Linked DNA regions of Homo sapiens: region 2 is linked to region 1. The links are chromatin contacts, found by Hi-C or POLR2A ChIA-PET in ENCODE. All regions are on one chromosome and are shown on one strand. Each heading gives the region's core, a stretch centred on a gene start or an enhancer-like site at or near the end of the contact. The rest is flanking DNA. Distances are from core to core; before and after follow the strand shown. Region 1 holds the start of RNF208 (ring finger protein 208). Region 2 overlaps TRAF2 (TNF receptor associated factor 2).

Region 1 (7,601 bases), core at 3,100-5,599:
CAGTCTCAGTCTCGGCCCCAGGGAGCGCAGGTCAGCTCAAATCCAGACCTGGCTCAGCTAGGGCTGTGGACACGCTGCAAGCCCTCGTGCAGTCTCTGGGCAGACCCGGGACTTGCAGGCCAGGGGAAAGTGTGGACGTCATGAGGCAGTGGCATCCCTGTCCTTGCAGTGTCCACAGTGACTGTGTGTGTGTGTTCTCGGGTCCACATAAAGGGGCAGATGCCCTGTGTCCAGCTACAACCCCCTCCCAAAGGAGCCTGCAGCAAAGAAGAATTGCTGGGAGGAAGATCACCCTGCTTTATTGCCTGGGCCTTAAGGTAATCAGGGGTGTCCCTCTCCAGCCAGGACCTGGGATTCCGTTTCAGGAGCTCGGGCTGAACGGCCACCTTCCTGGTGGGTCTGAGCCCCAGTGCCTGGTGTGAAGGGGCAGACGCCCATGACAACAGCCACCCCGCATGTCCCGGCATGTCCCGGCACTGTGTGAGCCACATTTGCTGAAGTCTGGGTCCTGGCCCTGGCAGGGTGGGCTGGGCTAGGAGATGACACAGCAGCAGCAGCTGTGGCAGCGGCAGAAGGGGGGGCAGTGGCAGCAGTGGCAGCAGGGGCAGCAGCAGCAGTGGTGGGCGATGTCATCCCCGCGCCCCGCGGGCGGAGGGCCAGCGTAGGTCAGTCCGGCCTGGCGCTGACTGCTGCTGTAGGGGTTGCCAGGCTGCTGCCAGGCCTGCTGGTTCTGGATGGGGGCAGCCCCCTGGTTACCCTTGGCGCCCTTGGGCCCTGGGACCTCGGTCGGCTGCAAGAGGTGGGTTGGCTCTGGGGCACAGGGCCCCACTGGCAGGGGCTGCATCTCCGAGGATGAGGAACAGGTGGAAGCCACCTCTAACTGCTGCCCCAGGTCAGGCCGCAGGTGAGCCCGGGGGATGCTGATGTGGGCATATGGGTTCTTGACGACCATCTCTTGGGGGTCCATGGTCCAGCCTGCAGGGGTGGGCAGAGAAGACAGACATGAACTCAGTGGAGTGGGATGGCTGCCCACGAGCCTGCGGCCCAGGAAAGCCCCCACCAGGAGCAGCGTGCCTCGTCCAAGCTCAGCATCCCCAAGGCATCAGTGCCGGGGTGCCATCACCTCCAAATGTGTGTGCAAGGCTAGTGTCATGGGTGTGAGCCAAGTGTGAGCAAGCAGCAAGGGCCGGTGTCTCCCAGCTGCCACCCCTGCCAGGGATCCTCCCCCTCCCCTGGTGGCATTGGTCCTGGGATGGAGCTGGGAATGGGGTCGGGGAGGCTGAGAGATGGGAGAGAAGGGGGCTGACCCTGCAGTGCCCCTGAGTTCAGGGCAGTCCCGGCGGCCAAGGGCTTACCTGTGGTGGCAACACGGCAGTCTGTCCTCTCGGTCTTCTGAGCTCTAGGTCCCAGTGCCTGAGTTGAGCGACTGGCAGCCGCCTTTTCCCTCCTTGGGAGGGGCGGGGCCATGGGGCGGGGCTCAGAGATGGGGTTCCCAAGATCCCAAGAGGCCCCAGCAACTGGAGCACGACAGCTGGCCCAGCCCTCGTCCTCAGGTGGGTGGCAGCCCAGGCCTGGGCTCTGAGGGGCACTGCCAAACCAGTGACTCAGCCCCTCACATCCGGGGCATGGCCTGGGCCCTAAAGGGCATCTGCAGCTTGCCTGAGAGGAGGGCAGGAGGTGAGCCTGAGGTCACGGCTCTGGAAAGGAAGTGGGGTGAGGCCCTCAGATTCCCGGGCCTGCAGTCCCCAGCCATTGCTCACACACCTCAAAGCCCCGGCGAGGCAGGGCTTCTAAGCCTCTGAGCCTCTTCTTAGCAGAGACCAAGATGCTTGAGAGCCATTGGCTCTTGGAGGCTTTCTGCTTCTTTTCTGAGATGGAGTCTTGCTCTGTTGCCCAGGCTGGAGTGCAGCTGCGCGATCTCGGCTCACTGCAACCTCTGCCTCCCGGGTTCAAGCGATTCTCCTGCTTCAGCCTCCCGAGTAGCTGGGATTACAGGCAACCACCACCACGCCTGGCTAATTTTTTGTATTTTTAGTAGAAACAGGGTTTCACCATGTTGGCCAGACTGGTCTCCAACTCCTGACCTCAGGTGATCCGCCTGCCTTGGCCTCCCAAAATGCTGGGATTACAGGCGTGAGCCACCGCGCCCGGCCGATTTTTGAGACAGGGTCTCACTCTGCCATCCAGGCTGGGGTGCAGTGGCATGATCTGGCTCACTGCGGCCTCAACCTCCTGGGCTCTAGTGATCCTCCCACCTCAGCCTCTTGAGTAGCTGGAAGGACTACAGGTGCACCACCACGCCGGCTAATTCTTTATAGAGATGTAGGTCTCACTATGTTGCCTAGGCTCATCTCAAACTCCTGGACTGAAGTGATCCGCCTGCCTCCACCTCCCAAAGTGCTGGATTCCAGGCGTGAGCCAGCGTGCCCAGTGGCTTTTCTGCTTTTTTCACTGATAAAAAATGTTTGATTTGCACGTTTTGTCACAGGTCTTATCTTACAATCAGTGACACGGGCTTTAGACACTACTGACATTTTTAGCTCATTTCTCAAACTGCAGTTACCCTCTGGCTGGCGGGCGTGGGGGCCACACGCGCCCCCCCAGCGTCCCCACCTTGGGCCCCCCGCCTCCAGCCGAACCCAGGCTCCATCTGCACCGGCGCAGGCAGGGGTGCAGCGGGCACTGGCGAGTGCCGCGGGGACGACCCACGGCAGTGGGGCCCTTGGGGCCCAGGGGAGCACCAGGAAGGGCGGGTTCCAGTCAGACGTGGCCTGTGTAGGGCCAGTCAGACCGGTCGGGACATGAGTTCAGGCAACCCGGCCCCGATTTGGGGAGAACTGGGTGCTCCTGGGGACCCAAAACTTGAGAGGCCGGCGACGGAAGTCCACTGCGCAGGCGCCGGAAGTCCCGCCCACCTCCCTGCCTGCCACTTGAGTGGCGCCTATGGCGCATGCGCAAACAAGGCAGGAACCGGCCGTGGAAATATTATTGCCCAGAAGCCCACGCGCTCCGGGGTTTCCCGAAAGACCCGGTTCGGATGTGACCAATACTCGGCTTGGGGTTCTCCAGCTCTGAATGGCGGGTCTGAAAAGGCCTGGCCTGGGGGGCGGGGCCTCGTGGCGGGGGCGGGATCTCATCCCCTACGGGGTGGGGTCTCGCTGAGGGGGCGGGGCCTGCGGCCTGGTGCTTCCTCGGGCGCACGCCGGGTCGGTGAGCAGAGTCTGCGGCGGAGCTGGGCTCCCGGCCCTCCCCAGGCCCAGGCTGCCTCAGTTGCCCCACCATCTTGCCAGGGCCCCGTAAGGACCCCTCCAGCAGCGCCCCTGTCACCCGCACACCTCTCCCTATTGCTCTTCTGAGTGACACTCGCCCGAGGCCCCACAGAGGGGCCAAGCCAGACCCTATGCGCAGGGCTGCTCCTCCAGCCTGTTTTGCCCACGCGAGCTCCCGCACCAGCGGCACCGTCCCCTCTGGGCTCAGCACTCTGCAGGCCCTGGGGCTCTGCCTAGAGCAGGTGCGGTCTGGCCAGTCCAGCGGAGAGAGGAGCTGAAGGAGGCCAGGATGTCCAGGGCCAGGTGCGGGGCCAGAGCTGGTCACAGCGTGGCAGCGGAGGCCCTCGAAGCCCTGGTCCCCTGCCTCACGGTGACCAGCAAGCCCGAGGGCTCCACAGGCAGAAGGCGGACCCAGGAGGGCAGGGAAGCCCCGGGTGAGGAAGCGGAGAGGCCCGGGCCTGCGCGCTGGAGTGCCAGGGGCCACCCTGTCCGGGCAGGTGCGGTCCTCAGGGCCGCCTCCACCCCGCACTGGGCTGCCAGCCTGTCCTTCGCGCACTCCCACCGGACCCGTCCGTCCACCGGCCTCGGCCTTCTGATCCGCTCCGCCCGCCCCGCTCTTGCCCCTTAGAGTCACAGCGATCTATCTGAGCTACGGCACCGGGCACAGGCGGAGCTGGAGGACTCGGGGCCTTCCCATGGGGCGGGGGGCCGGGGACGGGGGAAGGCACCGGTGGGCCCTGGAACCAGCTCCCCTGGGATCCTCCGCGCAGGTCCCCTCCCTCTCACTCCAGAGTCCTGAGGCCTCCTACTGTGAGGGAGGAGAACAGCCGGATTCTCCTCCTGAATCTGGGGGGGCGGGGGCTTGACCAGGACCCAGGATCAGCCTGGAGAGAACTGGGGGCGACGCGGGGGTCCTGCCCCCCACGCAGTCCGCGGGCGAGAGCGACGCCGGGAGCGGACCGAGGGGCGGCCGGGAGGCTGGCCCCGCCCCGCGGACCCCGCGCGGGTCCCCAGACGGGGGGTGGCGCTGCGGGCGCGGGCGGGCGCCGCGCGCACTGCGGTCCCCGCGCCTCCGCCGCAGAGCGCGCCACGCTCCGCACGCACCTGCCGCCGTCGCCGCCGTGCCGAAACCCGCGCCCCGCGCCCCACGCCCGCGCCCGCGCCCCTCGGTGCCGCCCGGGCCCCGCCATCGCCTGAGGTCGCTGCGGCCGCCGCCGGAGCCGCCGGAGCCCCCCGAGCTGCCGGGCCGAGGCGCGGGCGCCGCGTCCGGGCCTGCCTTTGAGACAACCTCTGCGGCGGCGGCGCGCGGCCGGGACGCCAGGCTGGGGCAGGTGAGCGCAGGGGGCGGGGGCCGGGGGCGGACTCAGCGCCCCTCCCCACGCGACGGGGGTCGGCCCTCGGGAAGGTGCGTCTGGCCTTGGAGGCGGGGACCGGGGAGGGGGTTGGGTTCTGAGGCCCGCGGAGGTCGGGATCCCACGGCTGAGGTCAGGGTCAGAGGTCGGGCGCCCGGTCCTTTGTGCAGGGCGAGGGCTAGGGTGGGGGTGGCCGGGGCACTGCCCTCATGCCGTCTCTCACCTGCAGCTCAGGCCTGGCCCAGGCCTCGCCTCTGCTCCTGCCGCGGAGCCTGCCGCCCCGGTCCTCCTGCAGCCAGCGCTTCGGCTAGCTGCCTTCCCTGGGCGCCCTGTCCTGGAGCCATGGGGCCCACCCAGCCCCTGCCTGCCCCGATGTCCCGGCCCGCGGCCTGCTGACCTCGGCTGCAGGGGGAGCCCCCCCCGCGCCCCCTCGCCAGCCTCAGCAGCCAGAGACCCTGGGTGAGACCCTGGGCCAGACCCCCAGCCCAGGGCAGCCTCCCACCCCTCCCTGCCCCCGCCTGCCTCCCCCTCCCCCACCCCTTCCTCCTCCTCCCAGGACTGGACCAGAGAAGCCACTGTGGCCACTGGGGGGGGCCCTGCACCCCCAACTCTCGCCGGCTGTCCCTAGGAGTCCACGGGCCGTCCGGGGCCCCCCCCAGGCCTGGCGGGACCAGGATGCTGCCCTGTCACCTGCCCCCCAGCCCCACACAACGCCCCCACCCACCCGAACATCCAGTCTGACTGGAGACAGCCGGATGCCCTCTGACCCCGGGCCCGAGGCGGGCAGTGGCTGGCCGGGCCTCCTCATGTCCTGCCTGAAGGGTCCCCATGTCATCCTCAAGATGGAGGCCATGAAGATTGTCCACCCTGAAAAGTTCCCTGAGCTACCGGCTGCCCCCTGCTTCCCGCCTGCTCCCCGGCCCACCCCAACTCTGGCACCCAAGCGTGCCTGGCCCTCAGACACAGAGATCATTGTCAACCAGGCCTGTGGGGGGGACATGCCTGCCTTGGAAGGGGCACCCCATACCCCGCCACTGCCACGGCGGCCCCGTAAGGGAAGCTCGGAGCTGGGCTTTCCCCGCGTGGCCCCAGAGGATGAGGTCATTGTGAATCAGTACGTGATTCGGCCTGGCCCCTCGGCCTCGGCGGCTTCTTCGGCGGCGGCAGGCGAGCCCCTGGAGTGCCCCACCTGTGGGCACTCCTACAATGTCACCCAGCGGAGGCCCCGCGTGCTGTCCTGCCTGCACTCTGTGTGTGAGCAGTGCCTGCAGATTCTCTACGAGTCCTGCCCCAAGTACAAGTTCATCTCCTGCCCCACCTGCCGCCGTGAGACTGTGCTCTTCACCGACTACGGCCTGGCCGCGCTGGCTGTCAACACGTCCATCCTGAGCCGCCTGCCGCCTGAGGCGCTGACGGCCCCATCCGGGGGTCAGTGGGGGGCTGAGCCCGAGGGCAGCTGCTACCAGACCTTCCGGCAGTACTGTGGGGCCGCGTGCACCTGCCACGTGCGGAACCCACTGTCCGCCTGCTCCATCATGTAGTAGCGCCTGCCTGCCCGCCACTGCCCGCTGAGCCTCGCTCGCTGCTTCTTCAGGGACCCGGCCCTGCCCTGCCGCCCGCTGACCCTTCCTTCCCCACCATGGCTTCCGGCCCCACCCCGAGTGGCATTGTCGCTGCAGCCAACTTTGCCATTAAAACTCTTTGCCAAAGTTTGCACCTGTTCCTGGACTGAAGCTTGCTCCTGTGGGCTGTGCTCAGGCCTGGGCCTAGGGTGGGCACCCAGGGCTGCAACCCAGAGAGGGCCCAGCTTGGAGCTGCCAGAGAGAGGCCCAGCGCTGCTCGGGTTGGGCCTGCCCTGCGCACTGGGGGCCAGGCTGGGCTGTGCATGCAGCTCAGGAGGGCCGGGTGGGCTGTGTCGGTGCAAACCCCCACACGTACAGAGTGGGCTGCTTGTGTGCGCCTGGCAGGACTACCTGGTGGGTGTGCAGAGACACCCCAGCTGGGCAGAGAGGACATTTTCAATGGTGTGGGGGTGCCTGTGTGGGGGACAACTCAGTTGATTTCCCTCCTGGTGCCCATCTGGACCTGAGCACCCACCTGGGTCTTCCAGGGTTGTGTGGGAGTAGCCTTTGGGCATGTGCAGGAGTTAGGGACAAAGACTGGCTGAAATGGTGGTAGGGGAATAAGGACCCAGCGCCTCCTGTCTGGCACCTGGACCACTTGGGTGGGAGGAAGAGCCCGCCCCAGGCTGGGTGCGGTGTCTCACGCCTGTAATCCCAGCACTTTGGGAGGCCAAGGCGGATGGATCACCTGAGGTCAGGAGTTCAAAACCAGGCTGGCCAACGTGGTGAAACCTCTTCTCTACTAAAAATACAAAAAAAATTATCCAGGTGTGGTGGTGCATGTCTGTAATCCCAGCTATTCAGGAGGGTGAGGCAAAAGAATTGCTTGAACTCGGGAGGTGGAGGTTGCAGTGAGCAGAGATCGTGCCACTGCACTCTAGCCTGAGTGACTAAGTGACGCTCTGTCTCAAAAAAAAAAAAAAAAAAAAAAAGCCCGCCCAGATGGTGAAGATGGGGTAACAAAGACAAGTAGTAACAATGGCATCCCCAGGAGCTGGTTTATTGAAAGCTGCTTCACGTTCCAGGATCAGTCCTCCATCTCTCGCTGGGCCACCTGATGTCTCCATCCCAGGTGTGGTGACATGAGGGTGTGCAGGGGCAGAGCTTATGTTCCAAGGCCTGGGTGGGCCCTTGTCCCCTGCAACACAGGCCAGCGCCAACCCCCACCTGGTCTGGGCCTGATCAAGTGGGGAGAGGAGCCTTTGCAGGCTGAATTTTCGCAGCATGGACCCCTCCCCCGGCTGGCCTGACCTTCAGGGACACACACTGGCCCTTATCTGAACACAGGGTGGGCGGAGTCCCTGCCCTCTCCAAGGAACTGACTCACTGCTGTATCTCTGTTTGCTTTCATGCCTGCT
Region 2 (7,601 bases), core at 1,702-4,201, 320 kb after region 1:
AGTTCTGTGGTATTAAGTACATTTCACTGATGTTATGTAACCATCACCACCATCTACCTCCATCACGCTTTCCCATTGTAGAAACCTGAAACCCTGTCCCTGTTAAACCCTAACTCCCCATTCCCCTGCTCCAGCCCCCAGCACCATCTATTGGCTCTCAATTTGACCACTCCGGGGACTCTGTCAGTGAATTCACGCAGTCTTTATCTTCTTGTGCCTAGCTTAGCTCACTGAGCACAACACTAAGTTTTGAGACAGGAGAGACTAGAGCATATTCTGTACCGATGGGCACAACCCGGAGAGAGGAGGACAATGTGCTGAGAGGAAGGTTCCTGAGAGGCCAGGGCAGCAGAGGACCTGGCTGCGGGGCCCTTCATGGGGTGGGGAGTGGGGGTCAGCAGCTCCATAGAGAGCTGGCTACAGCTCAGGAGCCCCAAGTGACTCAGGAAAGGTTAATGCTACTTCCCCCAAGAGGGGAGACCCTGCTCTGGACAGCACAGGCACTTGGGCTGGCTTCCATTCAACCTCCCCAGGGAGTGTTCCTCCCAAACCTTCACACAGGCACAGCAACTACTCCTTAGAGGCGCCCCAGGGAACATGGGCCCAGCCCTCCAAGACCTCCAGCGGCACTGGCCCAAGCTAAGCCTGCTAAAGGAACCAACTCCCTGAACCCAACAGCGCCTTGCACTCTGCTACCCACTGACGGGACAGGACCCAGCCCTCGGCCACACTAGTGTGTAACAAGCCACCATCAAGCTGAATCAAAGAGGAGCCTCAGCAACTATTCTGGCTTATGAAACCTAAAAACGAAAGCACAAATAGTCAATGTTCTTAGATTTAATTAAAAGACTGTTCTTTAGGCCAGGCGCGGTGGCTAACGCCTTGTAATCCCAGCACTTTGGGAGGCCGAGGCGGGTGGATCACGAGCTCAGGAGATTGAGACCATCCTGGCTAACACAGTGAAACCCCGTCTCTACTAAAAATACAAAAAAAATTAGCCGAGAGTGGTGGTGAGCGCCTGTAGTCCTAGCTACTCGGGAGGCTGAGGCAGAAGAATGGCGTGAACGTGGGAGGTGGAGCTTGCAGTGAGCCGGGATCGTGCCACTGCACTCCAGCCTGGGCGACAGAGTGAGACTCCATCTCAAATAAATAAAAAAATAAAAATAAAAAAGACTGTTCTTTAAAACATAGTAAAATGGCCGGGCACAGTGGGTTCCCACCTGTAATCCCAGCACTTTAGGAGACCAAGGTGGGAGGATCACTTGAGCCCAGGAGTTTGAGGCTGCAGTGAGCTATGATCCCACCACTACACGCTAGCCTAGGCAACAGAGCGAGACTCTATTTCTAAAAATAATAGTAATAAAATGCTCATAGGTGAAATGATATGACATCTTCATTTGCTTTAAAATAAGCCAGAAAAGAAAAAAATGTGTGTGGGGGGTTGAAGGGCTGAAAGTAGGCTGGCGAAGGCTGGCAGGTGCTGCGGGGCAGCATGTAGGCCTGTGGGGCAGCGGCACACCTCTACTCTCAGCCTCACTGCTCAGATGCGCTGCATGCTCGAAATGTCAAAAATAAAATCTTTCTTGGCTGGGCGCGGTGGCTCACGCCTGTAATCCCAGCACTTTGGGAGGCCGAGGCAGGCGGATCACGAGGTCAGGAGATCGAGACCATCCTGGCTAACATGGTGAAACCCCATCTCTACTAAAAATACAAAAAAATTAGCCGGGAGTGGTGGGGGCGCCTGTAGTCCCAGCTACTCAGGAGGCTGAGGCAGGAAGAATGGTGTGAACCCGGGAGGCGGAGCTTGCAGTGAGCCGAGATCGCACCACTGCACTCCAGTCTGGGTGACAGAGTGAGACTCCATCGCAAAAAACAACAAACAAACAAACAAAAAAAACCTTTCTCTTGGCACTCGGTACTTGAAATCTCCAGTGGGACCAGGGTTGTCCTGCAGCAGATACATCTACACCAGCACCATCTGTCTCAGTCTTCTCCCCACCCACAGCAGACACAGTTTAAAAAAAAAAAAATCAATATTTATTCAGCCAGAATTCAAACTACACATTTGACGCAAATACAGTCGTCATCCCTCTGAATGTCACTAGAATGTCCATGAGGCCGAGCATACTTGGCTTTTCCTGGCCTTTCCGCTGCTCGTGCAGCCAGCCTATGTCCTCTCTGGAAAGTCTCCCCGCACCCCCGCATCCAGCTGCCAGAACGAGTAGCTCAGGGGCCCACTGGGGAATTCAGTTCTGCTATTGGCACTCAGCAAGCACTCCATCAACATTTACCTAAAGTTTTAAAATTATTCGATTTGGCCAGGTGCAGTGGCTTATGCCAGGAATCTCAGCACTTTGGGAGGCCAAGGTGGATGGATCACTTGAGGTAAGGAGTTCAAGACCAGCCTGGCCAACGTGGTAAAACCCCATCTCTACTAGAAATATAAAAAATTAGCCGGATGTGGTGGCAGGCGCCTGTAGGCTGAGGCAGAAGAATCACTTGAACCTGGGAGGTGGAGGCTGCAGTGAGCCGAGGTCACGCCACTGCACTCTAGCCTGGACAACAGAGCAAGACCGTCTCAAAAAAATAAAAATAAATAAATAAAATCATTCAGTTCCTAGAAAGGCATCATTGCAAAGGACAAACATTCAAAAGCTAAGCAGGATTTTCCCCTTTTCCAATAAAGTTCCGACCATCAAGGAGGAAAGGCAGCCTTAGCCTCCGTACTGTGTTTACAATAAGGCCCCAACTAGCAGCACACTCCGAGCACCCGGAGAGCAAAGAGAGGCGGCTCCGAGGGGCAGAGCGGCTCCCAACTGTATAGACGGGTTGATTTCCGTCCCCATGTGTGACATTTACAGCCAGTGAGAGGTTTTATCAACAAAATCAAAGGCCACAGCCAAGTTATTCCAGAGCAGTGCCCGCCCCTCCCACATGACCAAACCCGGCTCCTCTCAGGGACTTTCCAGAGCTCTCAAAGGTGCAGCCAGGGACTTTCCACCCTGCGTGCCTGCAGGACCGCGTGGCGCCCCAGGCCAGGGGCTGGCTATAGTCCTTGGCCCTCAGCCGGAGGCCCTCATAATTGTCAATGTGGCATCCCATGAGCCTGGAGGTGGCAGAGACCCCAGAGGACTCAGGGTCCAGTGCAGAGCTGGAAACTATTATCCCACCTGTCCCCCAGACACTCCTCAGTCCTCTCAAAGGGTGGCATGGCGCATAGCACCCCTACTCCCTGCAGCCAGCTGGTACCCCAACCCTCCCAGGGAGACCCTGACCCTGGGCCACCTCCCCAGGGAGCCATCTCCCTTGCAGACAGCACTGGGCAATGACCAAGCTGCATCTCTTTCAAGGAGCAGGGAGTGGGGGGTACAATGCCATGCGCCACAGCCGTTTGTGCGGCAGAGCCACACAGGAGCCTAGAAAGCTTTGCATCGCACGTCGTGGCTGAGGGCGGTCTGGCATCTCTGCCCACAGAGGTAGGAGTCTCACTCTAGGGCAGTGCCCTGGAGCTACCGCTCCGTGTCCAGGACGCAATCCCCGTGCTAGGGAGGAAAGCACATCTTGTTCACCCCAGACACAGCTGGGGCAGTTCTTCTGAAAAAACGAAACTTGGAGCCCAAAGACCACAAAGCAGAGTCTGTCAAAAGATCGTGGGAGGTGTGGCCAGGCTCACAGGGTGGGGAGTGGGCGAGGAGAAGAGGGAGGCGTGGCCAGGCTCACAGGGCGGGGAGCAGGAGAGGAGAAACACACAGTAATGCAGGTCCAATTCCAACCCAGCCGGTAACACCCCAGGGTCCGGCTGAGCAGGAGATCCCAGCTCTGGCCCGGGCAGGAAGCTCCCCTAAGTGCAGAAAGCCAGGATTCTGAGCAAACAGCCCTCACAGCCTCACCAACCTGGGGCTGGATTGGATGGCATCAAGGTACTGCCTCATTCCAATGTATGACTCGGTACTCACTGAACAATGACCCCTGTCTCCTCCATTCTACTTCCTGTACCCATGGATCTGATGACTCTAAGGGTGGCCCCTAAGTGGAATCACAGAGGATCTGTCCTTTGGTAACTGGCTCATGTCACTCAGCACACTGTCCTCAGAGTTCATCCCTGGGGTGTGTGTGTCCGAATCGCCTTCCTTTTTAAGGCTGAATCATATCCCACTGTGTGCACAGATCACACTTCCCGTGTTTATCCATTCATCCGCAGACACTGGGCTGCCTCTACCTTTGGGCTCTGTGGACAGTGTTACTCCAGGAATCCTGTACAAGGATCCCAGAGAGAAACCTCTTAAAGGGCATTCATTACAAGAAGGAAGACTGCATAACTTGGCGAGCTGTAGTGGCCTCGACGAGCTCTCTCGGCACCTCCTGGCCTCTACACTACAGGTGAAGTTTCCAAATGCCTAAAAGGTGACGTGAGAATCACACTGAAATCCCCAGTGCAGGAAGGCGTGCACGGCTCGCCCAGCACACAGGGACAAACCACAGCCAAGTGAAGTGCGGGCCACTGCCTATGTTGCTGTGACCACAGGACAAGTGTGTCCATTATTTCTGCAATTTCCAGTGTCAACACAATTCAAAATAAGCAATCCTTTGTGGATACAAGAGACACAACAAAAACCCCCACCAAACTTGAAAGCTGCAGGTCCTGGTGCACAGCGATCTCCCCTTCATTCCCAGGAAATGCTACTGCTCAGATAACCATGGCATTCCCAGGGCTCACACAGGCACCTCCAACCCTCACAGCCACCCCACGATGGTGGGATCCTGCACCCCCATCGACAGACAAGAAACCTGAGGCACAGAGAGGGTAAATACCTCGCCCGAGGTCACACAGCCCAAGCTCCATGGTGCAGGTCTGTGCTCTGCACTACTTGAGTTTCTAAATGGACATACTCTAAGGAGCAGCTCCGTCTCTTCCTCCACAGACATCAGACAGGCTTCAGCCCCAGTGAGAGGAACGTGCAGGACAAGGTCATAACTGCTTGGGGAGCGTGGACGACTCCCGACTGCTGGAGCTTCTGTCACCATGCCACACGCAGGCATCTTTACCTCGTATTCTTTCAGGGTCCCCTTCCAGGTGCATCCATCACTGGGACAGACGGCCGGCAGGCTCTCCACCTCCCTGCGGGCAGCATTATCTGGGAAGGCCTGGGGAGAGGAATATCCCTCGGGTTAAACCTCCTCCCAGACTCCCTGCAGCAACCAAGGAACACAGACCACACGTCCAAACCAACCAATACTGCGTCACATCGCCTTTCCAGGCCACTCCAGGAGCAGAGGATGACTCTCTGATTCCTTTTTATTTTTGGACTCACCTTGATGCCAAAGTTTCCAAACCCTAAACTTCAGGAGTCTGCTAAGGGACAACTTCTGGCGGCCCTTTATTCTTTTTTTTTTTTTAAAGGAGGGGTCTCACTTTGTAACCCAGGTTGGAGTGCAGTGGCATGCGATCTTGGCTCACTGCAACCTCCGCCTCCCAGCCTCAAGCAATCCTCCCACTTCAGCCTCCCAAGTGGCTGGGACTATAGGCGTGCGCCACCACACCCGGCTAATTTTTTGTATTTCTGGTAGAGATGGGGTTTCACCATGTGCGCCAGGCTGGTCTCGAACTCCTTACCTCAGGTGATCCACCCACTTTGGCCCTGCAAAGTGCTGGGATTACAGGTGTGAGACACTGAGCCCGGCCCCTGGTAAGTTTTTTGCTTTTTGTAGAGACAGGGTCTCACTATGTTGCCCAGGCTGGTCTCAAACTCCTGGACTCAAGCAATCCCCCTACCTGGGCCTCCCAAAGTGCTGGGATTACAGGTGTGAGCCACTGTGCCCAGCCCCACCCATGTTGTAAAGGAAATTAAGACATTTTCTGTTCAACATTTTTAGCTTCAAGACATTTTACTTACCGAACTGCTTTCTAAAATAGAAATGCCTTCTTCATATATGCCCTCGTGAACACAGGCAGCACAGTTCTGAGGCCCAGAGCTAGTGGGGAAAAAAGGCAAAAAACAACCCACTGTGAAACCTAATGCAAAAAACAAACACCATTTGCTTCAGTTCAAAAACCTACCTCCACACCACAGTTTAAACTTTCTCATCCTTAGTGAAACCAACAGCAGGCAAATGTTAACAGGACATGTTTTAAACCCCAGTATTCACAGCACACTGTTTTTATCACTCCGTTTGTGAGGAAGGCACGCCTGAACCGCCAAGGACATCTGCTGCAGTAACTCAGGTATTGCCGGCTCTCCCGACAGGCCGAGCTGCTGCCGATGTGCACAGGCCACACCTCTCAGACCACTCGCTGCAAGGAAGGCGGCTGTCTTAGCTGCCTAGAGCAGCCAAAAAGTGAGCAGTAGGTGGCACTTTAAACTTTCCAGTACTCACATTAAAAATAATAAAAAGATAAAATTAACTGTAATGACGTACTATATTTAACCCCATGTATCCAAAATCGTATTTCAAATTGCTATTTTAAAATTATTAATTTTACATTCTTTGTGGTAAACCTCCGAAATCCAGGGAGTATCGATAACTGGAGCACATCTAAGCTGGACCCGGCTCTGCTGGGAGCTACCAGGCTGGGCAGCGTGGCTCTAAAACCAGCCTAGCCTGCCTGCCCCTCCTCCCAGCCTGCAGGCCCCATGCACCTGAGGATGCTGGCCAGGCAGAAGGAGCAGTACCGGTGGCCACACTGCGCCTGGAAGGGCCTGCGGAGGACGTTTCTGCAGGCGGAGCACAGGTACTTGGCTTCCAGCTTGGTCCCCAGGAGGGTCTTGGAGAAGCCGGGCTGTAGCAACTCCAGGGAGCCAGGGGGGGTCACGCTAGCTGCAGCCATGAGAGCTGTGACCCCCGCGAACAAAGCCCTAAGGAAGAACACACAGCACGTTACACCTCAATTCCAGAACAGTCCTCGAGACAAAACCAAACCAATGGTGATCAGTAGCAGGCGATGGTGAGGGGCCGGGTCCCCACTGACCTGCGGTCAAGACTCAGAGAAGCAGAATCGCAGAGCTTCAGGGAGCCTTGGAGACCCTCTAGTCCCATCTCCCGCCGCTAGTATGGAAACTCAGGCTCAGTGAGGCTGGGGACCACACAGCTGGCATCCACACAACCAACCCACAGCTCCAAAGAGACACAGACGCACGGGCTTCCTGCCACGCACAACCCCCTCCCCAGCTAGGGGAACAGGCTGCCTTCCTGTTAACACTAATGGTCAGAGGTTCTCAAGGCTCTAGGCCCTTTGGTCTCCCCCATGGTTCCTGCAATAAGCATGTTTTAGAGTGGTGGATGCCTTCTGAAATATATCTTACCAAACCCACTGGGCAGGAGACGCCTGCCTGCTGGCACTCAGGCTCTGAAGGCACTCAGGAGAGAGCCATGCCGCCAGACCAGCCCCTAGAGCGGGAATGTAGCACACCTGGGGCTGGCTAGTGCACTCCCTTTAGCTACCACGGGTTCCCCTCCAGCCCCGAGAGCGGGAATGTAGCACACCTGGAGCTGGCTAGTGCACTCCCTTTAGCTACCACGGGTTCCCCTCCAGCCCTGAGAGCGGGAACGTAGCACATCTGAGGCTGGCTAGTGCACTCCCTATAGCTACCACGGATTCCCCT

The links. Hi-C counts contacts between places; a loop is a spot of excess contacts on that map. ChIA-PET counts read pairs that join two places held with the same protein, here RNA polymerase II (POLR2A). Pooled maps may share reads with other maps.
Region 2: a loop to region 1 is called in a pooled map, with 4 times the contacts of the local background. The contact joins the enhancer-like site here to the promoter of RNF208 in region 1. A Hi-C loop is called at or near these places in 4 of 50 pooled maps. POLR2A ChIA-PET finds 5 or more read pairs at or near these places in 2 of 52 experiments (HCT116 and PC-9).

The regions. Positions count from the first base shown.
Region 1 is chr9:137,218,988-137,226,588 of GRCh38, reverse strand. RNF208 (ring finger protein 208) reads left to right here and starts at 4,349. Exons shown (of 2, transcript NM_031297.7): 1 at 4,349-4,600; 2 at 4,851-6,330. The coding sequence starts at 5,377. The coding sequence ends at 6,162. NDOR1 (NADPH dependent diflavin oxidoreductase 1) reads right to left here. Exons shown (of 14, transcript NM_014434.4): 14 at 7,228-7,601. It overlaps CYSRT1 (cysteine rich tail 1), which reads right to left and starts at 1,415. Exons shown (of 2, transcript NM_199001.5): 1 at 1,356-1,415; 2 at 274-975. The coding sequence starts at 967. The coding sequence ends at 533. LOC122513141 (ring finger protein-like) reads right to left here. Exons shown (of 1, transcript NM_001395982.1): 1 at 7,228-7,601. RefSeq lists silencers at 3,097-3,446, 3,757-3,806, 4,747-4,796 and an enhancer at 7,165-7,601.
Region 2 is chr9:136,897,966-136,905,566 of GRCh38, reverse strand. TRAF2 (TNF receptor associated factor 2) reads right to left here. Exons shown (of 11, transcript NM_021138.4): 2 at 6,639-6,854; 3 at 5,895-5,973; 4 at 5,047-5,145. The coding sequence starts at 6,826. Among named protein-coding and RNA genes, the nearest start is that of MIR4479, 15 kb to the right of the region's middle. RefSeq lists enhancers at 2,775-3,234, 3,465-3,784. Within about 2 kb of position 2,951, at least 35 of the 41 ENCODE cell types and tissues checked have a DNase peak (open chromatin) inside an H3K27ac peak, as active enhancers do; they include HCT116 and PC-9, where a contact is called at or near this core.